2 separate regions of the Homo sapiens genome follow, and region 2 is linked to region 1. Evidence: read pairs that join two places in POLR2A ChIA-PET (ENCODE). Cell type or tissue: IMR-90. All regions are shown on one strand. Each heading gives the region's core, and the rest is flanking DNA. Links, peaks and the distances in the headings are about the cores only. Region 1 overlaps EFCAB11 (EF-hand calcium binding domain 11). Region 2 overlaps LOC105370617 (a long non-coding RNA gene).

What was found. Peaks named below come from ENCODE experiments on the same cell type or tissue, not always from the same donor. Only the 100,000 strongest peaks of a DNase experiment are listed, where the experiment ranks them.
Region 2: POLR2A ChIA-PET joins it to region 1 with 5 read pairs; 3 of 35 experiments call an interaction of 5 or more read pairs at or near these places.

What each region holds. Positions count from the first base shown.
Region 1 is chr14:89,854,079-89,859,459 of GRCh38, forward strand. The region is part of intron 5 of EFCAB11 (EF-hand calcium binding domain 11); the gene reads right to left. Among named protein-coding and RNA genes, the nearest start is that of EFCAB11, 98 kb to the right of the region's middle. In IMR-90, for the core only: no CTCF peak of the experiment used is centred there; a DNase peak (open chromatin) is centred at 2,063; H3K27ac peaks cover 884 bases.
Region 2 is chr14:89,622,934-89,628,314 of GRCh38, forward strand. It overlaps LOC105370617 (a long non-coding RNA gene), which reads left to right. Exons shown (of 6, transcript XR_944131.3): 2 at 4,700-4,835. Among named protein-coding and RNA genes, the nearest start is that of FOXN3-AS2, 49 kb to the left of the region's middle. RefSeq lists enhancers at 2,612-3,185, 3,857-3,916. In IMR-90, for the core only: no CTCF peak of the experiment used is centred there; no DNase peak of the experiment used is centred there.

The sequences.
Region 1 (5,381 bases), core at 134-5,133:
AATTAGAGAGGTCTCATTACAACCATCTGTTTCAACACCCATATGGAAAAAGCCAAACTATGGTTTTAGTAGAGGTATTTCCCCCGAGAAGATAAGCATGAATTTGCGGTTGTCTCTCAAAAAAAAAAAAAATGACATCTCAAAGCAGATACAAACACATTTTTTTTAAAGAGGCATTTAAGATTGCCAAATCCTAATGAGTAAAAGCAAGCTCCATGTAATGACCCATAGGAGAGCTGGGCAGAGAGAGGTGCCCGCATCCTACATACAGGGCAATGTGGTAGCTCCTCTCCACATCCACTAGCAAGAGGCTGCCCATTGCTCCCCTCCTCATTCAGGATACTAAGCTATAAAGACAGCAGCAGAGATTCCCAACAAAGCCGCACACAGCCAAGAAAGTCCTCTGCAGCAGTTGGCTCTCTTCAGTACCGGCAATCCATGAACTGGACATCATCAGATACATGCCTACGATCCAGCTGTCTCCCAGATGTCCCCAGACAGTTGCTCTTTCACGGAGCCATCTAACCTCAATGCACATTTCTTGATAAAATATCTTCCCTAATTGTCCAAAAGACGCCTTAAATACTTGAATACACAGCCCAAATTGCCCCCATAGTGAACCCCACACCTGCTCCTCCTCCCCTGTCCCCTGCCATACTGAATGGAGCTACCATTCACTCAGGCTCCCAGGTCTCCTCAACTTCTCCATGTCCATCCACCGTGCATCCTGTCACCACGATCCTGTAGATTTAGACATGAAATATTTGAATGCACCTGCTCTTCCACCACTACTTTAGCTTAGGGCCTAGACTCTTGCATTGGGGCCTCTTAAGAGTGATCAGGAAGTCTCAGTAGCTTGGTCGGGGGTTTGATACACAATCTCCTCATTTACTGAGCTCCAACTTCCTATCTAAATACGATGTTCAATTCTTGCATCACCCAGGTCAGAATCCCTGGAAAAATGGGAAAGAAAAAAGAGGACTTTCCCTTACTTAGCATTTTAGGCATGAGGAAATTTCAGTGTCCCACTTACAGAATGAAGAACATCAGGTAATACCAAAAGTTCTTTTGTAGCCTGAATAGGACAGCTTCTTTTTTTTTTTTTTAATAAATGTTAGGCCAGGTGTGGTGGCATGCCTGTAATCCCAGCACTTTGGGAGGCAGAGGCAGGAGAATCACTTGAGCCCAGAACTTCAAGACCAGCCTGGGCAACGTGGCGAAACCCCATCTCTACAAAAAATACAAAAATTAGCTGGGCAGGGTGGTGTGCACCTGTAGTCCCACCTACTCGGGAGGCTGAGGTGGGAGGATTGCTTGAGTCTGGGAAGTTGAGGCTGCAGTGAGCCATGATCGTGCCTCTGTACTCCAGCCTGGGCAACAGAGTGACACTCCATCTCAAACAATAAATGAATACATTGTATTGTGTATATTTAACATATACAACATGATGATATGGGATACATACCGATAGGAAAATGGTTACTATAGCAAAGCAAATTAACATATCCCAACTAACTATTGCACAGTTACCCATTTTTTTGTTTTTGTGGCAAAAATAGCTAAAATCTACTCATTTCACATGAATCCCAAATGCAGCACAATTTTATTACCTGTAGTGCTCATGTTGTACCTTAGGCCTCTAGGCTTGTTCTTCCTACACATCTGCTACTTTGTATCCTCTGACCTGTATCTCCCCATTTCCTGGCATGCCCCCACAGCCCTGGTAACCACTGTTTTATTCTCTCTGTATATTTGACTGGGTTTTTGTTTTTTAGATTCCACATATAAGTGAAATCATGCAATATTTGGCTTTCTGTATGTGGTTTATGTCACCTGGTATAAAGCCCACCAGGTTCATCCATGTGGTGACAACTGTCAGGATCACTTTTAAGGCTGAATAATACTCCATCGTATATATACACCACAGTTTCTTTATCCATTTGTCCAGCAATGAACTCTTAGGTTGTTTCTATATCTTGGCTATTGTGAATAATGCTGCAATTATCGGCAGATATCTTTACAAAGTGGTGAATTTTATTTCCTTTGGGTATATTCCCAGAAAAGGAATTCCTGAGTCATATGGTAGTTCTATTTTTAATTTCTCTCTCTCTCTCTTTTTTTTTTTTTTGAGACAAGATCTTGCTTTGTCATCAATGCTGGAGTGCAGTGGTGCAATCTTGGCTCACTGTACCCTCTGCCTCCCAGGTTTGGGTGATTATCCTGGCTTAGTCCCCCAAATAACTGGGACTACAGGCGCGTGCCACCACACCTGCCTAATTTTTGTATTTTTTTGTAGAGACAGAGTTTCACCATGTTGCTCAGGCTGGTCTCGAACTCCTGAGCTCAAGCAATCCGCCCACCTTGGCCTCCCATAGTGCTGGGATTACAGGCATGAGTCACCATGCCGTATTTTGAATTTCTTTAGAAATCTCCATACTGATTTCCATAATGGCTGTACCAATGTACATTCCCAACGGTATATAAGAGTTCCCTCCTCTACACCTTTGCCAATATTGGTTATCTTTTAACTTTTTGATAATAGCCATCCTAACAGCTATGAAGTAGCATCTCACAGTGATTTTGATTTGCATTTCCCTGATGATTAATAATACTGGGCACCTTTTCATGTACCTGTTGGTCATTTTTATGTCTTCTTTGGAGAAATGTCTATTTAGGACCTTTGCCCATTTTTAAATTGGGCTATCTGTTTTTCTACTATTGAGTTGTATGAGTCCTTTATCAATTTTAGATATTAACCTTTATCAGATATATGGTTTGCAAAAGCCAGCTTATTTTCAAGACCCTTTTATCCAATCAACAGACTGTTTCCTTTTGGCAGTCTCTTAAACTACAGTGATTCATTCTGGGCAAAGACAGAAATGCCTCCTAAGTAATTTCTCCTAGCTGAGAACTACAAGGATACTACTTGGGGCTCCCAACACAGTTCCCTCCTAGAGTTCTCCTGGGTGCATGTGAACTGAAGCAGAAAATATAGACCTGGCTTTGAAGCTCAAACTCTGCCACTTACTAACTATGGGCTGCACTCAAGTTTTCCAATCCTCTGAGTGTTATCTTTCTTACAGAGAAAAAGAAGATAATGGTATTTACTTATAGGCTTGTTAAACTCAACCACAAATAATAAAAATCAACTAAGGGCCAGGCATTGCCTTGCTCATCTGGATTCAAAGACGCATTTCACAGCTCTGCCCTTTGGGCACTCCCAGTCAAGTGGCAAACAGATACAGACCAAAAAGTGCTATAATCATGACGCACGAAGACGGAAAGACTGGTTGGAGGATGAAGAATTGAAAGAAAACTTACTTGAAATGAGGTAATTATGTAAAAACACGGTTCCCGATGCCTGGCTCACTTTATAAATGCCTTTGGGTTGATTTTTTTTAACACCCTATAGCTGTTACTGACCTGGTCTTTCTTTTTTTTCTGAAAGTTCCTATAAAAAAATCACCAATAAAATGCTGGATGGTCATTGGTTCCATTTTTGGAGAAGCTCCTGAGTAACTGTAAGATGCCTTCTCTGAAGCTCTGTCATATCTGGCACTTGCTCCTCTAATCCTAGGTGAATGCTGTGGAATTGGCCCTCACCAGTTCATCTAGAAACTGGGCAGCTTTCTTAAATTTCTTTCCACCTTCAATAAGAAGGCTTCTCAGAAACAATAAGTTCTGAATTATGGTCTAGACAGGAAAAGTTTGTAGTCTGGTGTGCAGAGAAAATGATATCTTTTTATTCTAATACTTCATGATTTTTTTACTACTGTATCTCATTATCTTATACAAGAGAATAAAAAGAAAGTAGGCCCTAGAAATAATAAAGTAGAAACCAGAAATTCTGATATCCAGCTTCTACTCATGGAGAAGAAACTACATAAATAACTTGGATCACAGATGCTTTCAGACCCTGGACAAAGCATCTAAGGTAGCAAACAGAATCTAATGGTACAGGCTGTGGCAGTTTTAAACTATGTCCACAAATGCTTTGATGTTCCTCCCTTCAAGAGTAGAGCCTGACAGCCTTTCCCCTAAACGTGGGCAATGGGGCTACCTCTAGGCTCTCCCTCTCCTGGCTCTCTTGCCATGTGGTGAAGACACTCAAGCTGCCCTGATGACAGGGCCATGTGGTAAGAAACTGAGGCCTCCTGCAGACAGGCACTAACTTGCAGGCATCTGAGTGAGCCACCTCGGAAGCCTTCAGATGACCAATACCTTGACTGTAACTTCGTGAGAGGACATGAACTAGGACGACCCAGCAAAGCCACTCCCAGATTCCTGACCCACAGATACTGGAGAGATACTAAATGTTTATTGTTTTAATCAGCTGAGTGTCAGGGAAATTTGTTACTCAGCCACAGATAACTAAAATGCAGGTCAACAGGCTAATAGGCTATAAATGATGAAGGGTTTGTTTTGTTTTTAGACAAGGTCTCACTCTGTCGCCCAGAGTTGAGTGCAGTGGCGTGATCATGGCTCACTGCAGTCTCAACCTCCTGGGCTCAGGTAATCCTCCCACCTCAGCCTCCCAGGCAGCTGGGACCACAGGTGTGCATCACCACACCCAGCTAATTTTTTTTTTTTTTTTTTTTTTTTGTAGAGGCAGGGTCTCCCTATGTTGCCCAGGCTGGTCTCCAACTTCTGGGCTCAAGCGATCTGCCTGCTTTGGCCTCCCACTTGAGCCACTGTGCCTGGCCAATGATGAGGTTTTTGTATTCAGGATGGCATAGTTTTCTTAGTTAAAAAACAATTATCTTAATTGCTTTCTCTGGAGCATAGAAATACGATATACATAAGAGTGGGTGGTGTGGCAACACCGAAGTTCACACTAGTTCTCCTTTATTCAGCACGTCACATCCCTCACCCCAAAGAAAGAAACTGTAGTTTAAAATACTAGAATTATATGACTCAAAAGAGTGGTGGATTGTCACTTATTAAGAAACAATTTAAAATAAGGCCTATGGTAAGGCAGTAATAATGAAAGCAAATATCTTATCACGAAATTGTAAAAATCAGGCAAATAAAGCAGAGTAGTCCTAGCCAAAATTATTAGATAACAATGAGCTCTGAATTTTATCAGATCTGGTGGTTTGGGCACTTACATAATTTCACTTATTTAAAACTATAACTTGGTATGGGTAATGTGAATTAGTCTTTAAAGGTCCAAGGTTTTAGATCTGCAAACAGAAGAAAGGGCATTTTCCTCTCATTTATTATTTATTACTTTTCTCTAGAGTTAAATTCTCTTATTCACAAATATTTCTTGTATATCTAATTTCTGCCAGAATCAGAATGGGAATGAAATGGCAGAAACCATAGTCTGCCTCCTCAAGGAACTCACGGAGGAGAGACTTGTGTTTCTCACATGAGCATGA
Region 2 (5,381 bases), core at 172-5,171, 230 kb before region 1:
CACACACACACACACACACACACACACACACACATACACACACACTGAATAAAGTTCTACAGGGCCAGGAATCTTTGCTCTATTCAATGATAATTTACAAGAACATAAAACAGTGACTGGTACATAGTAGGTGCTCAATAAATTTTTTTAATGAATGAATAAAGTTAATAAATAAAAAGTTATTTGTAGTAGTCAGAGTTCTCCAGAAAAACAGAACCAGTAGGCTGTATTTATTATAGAGAGAGAGAAAAAAAAAGGGGATTGATTATAAGGATTTGGGTCATGTGATTAAGGAGGCTGACAAGTCCCCAGATTTGCACCCAGCAAGCTGTAGGCCAAGGAGAACCAATGGTGTAGTTCCAGTCTGAAGGCCAGCAAGCTCCAAACCCAGGAAGAGCTGATATTTCAGTTGAGTTTGAAGGCAGGAAAAAAAGCAATGTCCCAGCTCGAGGCAGTCAGGCAGGAGGAGGTGGTCCCTCTTACTAGAGGGAGGGCCAGCCTTTTGTTCTAGTTGGGCCTTCAGCTGATTGAATGAGGCCCACCCACATTAGGGTGGGTGTCTGCTTTCTTCGTCTACCTATTCAAATGTTAATTTATTATTATTTTTTTTTTTTTGAGACAGCCTTGCTCTGTCACCCAGGCTGGAGTGCAGTGGCGTGATCTTGGCTCACTGCAACCTCTGCCTCCCAGGTTTAAGCGATTCTCTTGCCTCAGCCTCCCAAGTAGCTGGGATTACAGATGTGTGCCCTCATGCCCGGCTTATTTTTGTATTTTTAGTGGAGATGGGGTTACGCCATGTTGGCTAGGCTGGTCTCAAACTCCTGGCCACTTCGGCCTCCTGAAGTGCTGGGATTATAGACCTGAGCCACTGCACCTGGCCTCAAATGTTACTCTTATCTGAAAAACACCCTCACAGACACACCCAGAATAATGGTTACCCAAATATGTGGACACCCCATGGCCCAGTCAAGCTGACACATAAAATTAACCATCACATTGTAAAAGACTGTGTTTTACCAGGATAATTCTAGAAAGTGTATGGAGGATGATTTCGATCCAAAATGTTGTAGATATCAGAAGGCAGGGTGACTTATTAGGAGGTAATTATTATCCTAGTTCAGATGCAGACCTGAAGGAATTCATCGTTGGTGGCTTCAGATGACCCTTCAGTGATCCATGGGTGATGTGTGATGTTACACACACCAAAGGCACCACACAGACACAACTCTCGGAGGAATCCATCAGAAGTGCAATGCCTAGAAAAGAACACAGTGGATAACTACGGGGGGGTCCTGGCTGCCCCTGCAACAGGCTGAGGACAACAGTGTCTTCTGGCCACTTTAACTACCCAGTTGCAGTAGACACAAAGCGGGGTGGCAACCTGGCTCCTTTTGGGGGGATTTCTCATTCCACGCCATGGTCCTGGTGTTGAGTGGGAACAGCAGGATTGAGCCCAGGGTGGGCACTTGACAGCATGCTGGACACTTGACCCCATGCCAGGACAATTAGGGTCCTCTGAAGTTCCCTAACTGAAGCCAGGGGAAGCGAGGATCCTTCTCTTCACTTGGATTGCCAAGCTTGGGTGCCACCAGTAGCCCCATCCTCGGTTTGCAGGCTCAGAAGATGGATAACTACGCAACTATCAGCCCAAGCACAACGTTAAAACACGATGAAAGCCCAGTATAAACTTTGGATTATCCAAACAAACTTTTTTCCCCTCTATCATCATAAACAGTTTAGAATAGGCTGTATATATCGCCACCGTTTATATACACACAGGGATGCACCGAAATCCTCACTGTACTGGGAAGATCCCCGGAACACTCTCCAGCTTTCTAGATATAGGTGGTATCAGGTTATACTGAAAGAAAGATTTTCCACTTGCTTCTTTGTATGCTTCCAATTGCAATAAAATGCCACCCGTCTTCACCCTATGAAGTCACAAGCCTTAACATTCCCCATGAAACCGATAGCCTCACCCTTTCACTAACGCAGGCTTAGGAGATGGTGAAATCACACGTGACTTGGATGTCATTACTTTTACCCACCATTTTATAAGGGATTTATTGCCTCAGCGGTGACAGCACTAAATCAGTCCTATGAATCTATGCTTGTCAAGAGGAATGGACAAAACTCACTTTGATTCCTTTGTCTCTCTGATATCTATCACATTTATTCCTTCGTTGACCAAACCCGGGCTTGCTTTGGCAATAATGGCTAATGGGCGGCATCTCATCCCCGGCTCCTACAGAGCCAGTCATGGAATGGCCCACAGCTTGTGTTTCTCAGACCCCCTTCTCAGTTCTGGCTCAGGCCCTTTAGGAATCATTTATCCTGGGGCCTGACTACCAAGCAGGGCTGCGAAGAAGGCCTTGAGAGGAAAGCGTGGGGCAGAACGCTGCCAAAAAAACAGCCCAATCTGGCTCTCAGCCAACCAGCTGGCTGCTGCGGGAAGGCCTCTCCCAGCCTCTCCAGACCCCCCTTTGTCTCCCTCGGCCTCCCTTTCTCAGCTGTCTCGCCTCAGGTAATCATCCACACTCTGCACTTCCCCAGCTCTTTTTATTCCCGCATTTCAGATCACTTTACACACGTTAATTAAGCCTTAAACCACTCAGGAAAGAAAAGCAAAAGGCGCGTGGGGATGTTTGCACTGCGCCCCTCCCAGCTGCTCTGGCCCCGGAGCAGGCCAGCCGCGAGCCGCCCCACTCCCAGCCCGGGAGGAAGGAGAGCCGCAGAGGCTGCTGGAGACCGGGAGGGCTTCTCCTGCGACACGCAGGGTAGGGGTGTCGAGGGTGGAAACTGACTCCACACATCACAGAACACCCCGTGTCATTGAGAGGCGCATGTCATTGTTACGGGACAACCTCCCACATATGGTCACCCGCTACAGTTGATCCAGATGACCTTTGGAAGGTGGGTCCTGGGCAAGACTGCTGGTGGAAAGAGGCGGTCTCTGCATCACACCTGGATTAGGTGCACTTCAGTCTGTGCCATTGTGGTCGTGATCGTGGGTTTTTGAATCAGAGATGTCTTAGTTCACATCTGGGCTCTGTTGTCTCCCAGCTCAGCTGTCTTCCACATATTGCCTGATATCCCAGGCCCCACGGTCTTATCTGCAAAGTGCATGTGATAGTATCCACTACCCTCCCCCAACCTGGATTTTTGTGGAGGATGAAATTAGATCATGCATGCAAAGTATTGGCACGCCAAGTGGTAGATGTTAGAGCTTGTTTGAGCCATCTTTATGTTTAGTCCCAGCCAGTCTGAATTAATGTAGTTCTGCTATGGCTGCTTGGACCCTCTAGCTCAAATTGGTGCTAAAGTCTCTCATTCACAAGAAATGGTGGGGAACTCCAGATGAAGTCTGTAGTTTAGTTAATCATCTGTATCAGTGGTAATTTTTTAGTTTTGGTAAATGTGTCATGGTTATTTGAGTACTAACATTACAGGAAGTTGGGTGAGTGGTGTGAACTCTTCTGTTTTTGCAACAAATGCTCATCTAATGATAACAATAATCTTATGAAAATACATCAAAATTCGTAATGGCTACACAGCGGGTGTCATACTTCACCTGATATGGTTAGGTTTTGTGTCCCCACCCAAATCTCATCTTGAATTGTAATCCCCATAATCCCCACAATCCCCACGTGTGAAGGGAGAGACCTCAAGATTCAAGGTAATTGAATCATGAGGGCAGTTTACCCCATGCTGTTCTCGTCCTAGTGAGTGAGTTCTCACAAGATTTGATGGTTTTATAAGGGGTTCTTCCGCTTTTACTCGACACTTCTCCTTCCTGCCACCTTGTAAAAAAAGGTGCCTTGCTTCCTCTTTGCCTTCTGCCATGACTGTAAGTTTCCTGTAGGCCTCCCTAACCATGCTGAACTGTGAGTCAGTCAAACCTCTTTCCTTTATAAATTACCCACTTTCAGGCAATTCTTTATAGCAGTATGAAAATGGACTAATAGATTACCTATATTTTTAGTGTACTATATTAAGATACCTCCATAGTGACCAAAAACATGCCAAGTCTTCGTTACCAAAATAAGAGGCAATTTATGTTATCTCTAGCTGTTATCACCACCAAGAAAAATCCCTTGGGTTTTCAGTGCCTACAAGGTACCGTATTGAACCTTAAAATAGCAAATGTTACTATCCGGTAAAACCACTACCTATGTGGCAGTCATTTTAAAGTAGGTTTGGATGTAAGATACTTGATAACCTTACCGTATAAGCCCCCAGTGCTTCCCTTATTTCACAGAAAATGAATGGCTTGCCAGTCAATCAGCTCCAAGCTTTCCCTTTTGGTGGGTGGTGACTAGGAAGAGCAATCTTGTCAAATAACACTGTAGATTATATCCGCTTGCCACTCTGAGTAGTTTTTGAGAGGTTCATCTTAAAATGCTGAGGATATCTTTTCTTTCCCTAACTTAATAAGGAGCAGATAATTTAAATCCTTTTATGTTCTCATTTTTTAATACCATGCAAATTGTACTCGCAGGGGGTCAGAAGGAGATCTTTCTTCCTTTCTTCCTTTCTTTCTTTCGACAGGGTCTTGCCCTGTTGCTCTGAGGCTGGAGAACAGTGGCTTGGTCATAGCTCACTGCCACCTCGAATTCCCCAGGCTCAAGCAGTTCTCCTGCCTAAGCCTCCAGAGTAGCTAGGACTGCTGGTGTGTGCTAATTTTTCTCATTTTTTGTAGACACGGGGTCTTGCTATATTGCACACACTGGTTTCCTGGACTTAAACAATCCTCCGGCCTCAGCCTCTCAAAGTGCTGGGATTACAAGCATGAACCACCACACCCAGCCCAGAAGGAGATTTTCATTGAGTGAATGGTGAGTTTTATGAAGAGCCTCGACATCCCTCCCATCAAAGCATGTGAATAGAATATGGCTACATTAAGTGGATTCTGTGAGAGTCACAGCTTTAAAAAGCAAACCGTCTGTCTTGTCAAGTTGCTCAGCTCTCCAGGTGATTGGCAATCTGTGAGGTGTGACTCCTGAATGTAGAGGAGCTACACCTGGACATTTGATTGTGCCTGTTGGCAGAGCGTTCATAATCAAAAGTTGGGTTCGCATCTGCTACCCGCAGGGCATTAATGGATCTAGGTTAGGGCATAGCCCCAGTTCTGAAGTATGAGAATGACATTTGTCACTCTTTTTAGTTGCCCAGGATGTGACCCCTTCCTGTGCCCGCGGAATCCCCAATCTCTGGAGGCAAAGCCACCCCCGCTAAAACTGGAAATGGCACAGACCACATGCCCACCCTTTCTTGCAGTTGAGAGTACAAGGGGCATAACCTAGGTTCCCCCAGCAGCTGGGGATAGGAGGGAGTGGGGTAGTGCTTCATCCAGCAGCTGTAGGAGTGGCAACAGCCTCTGT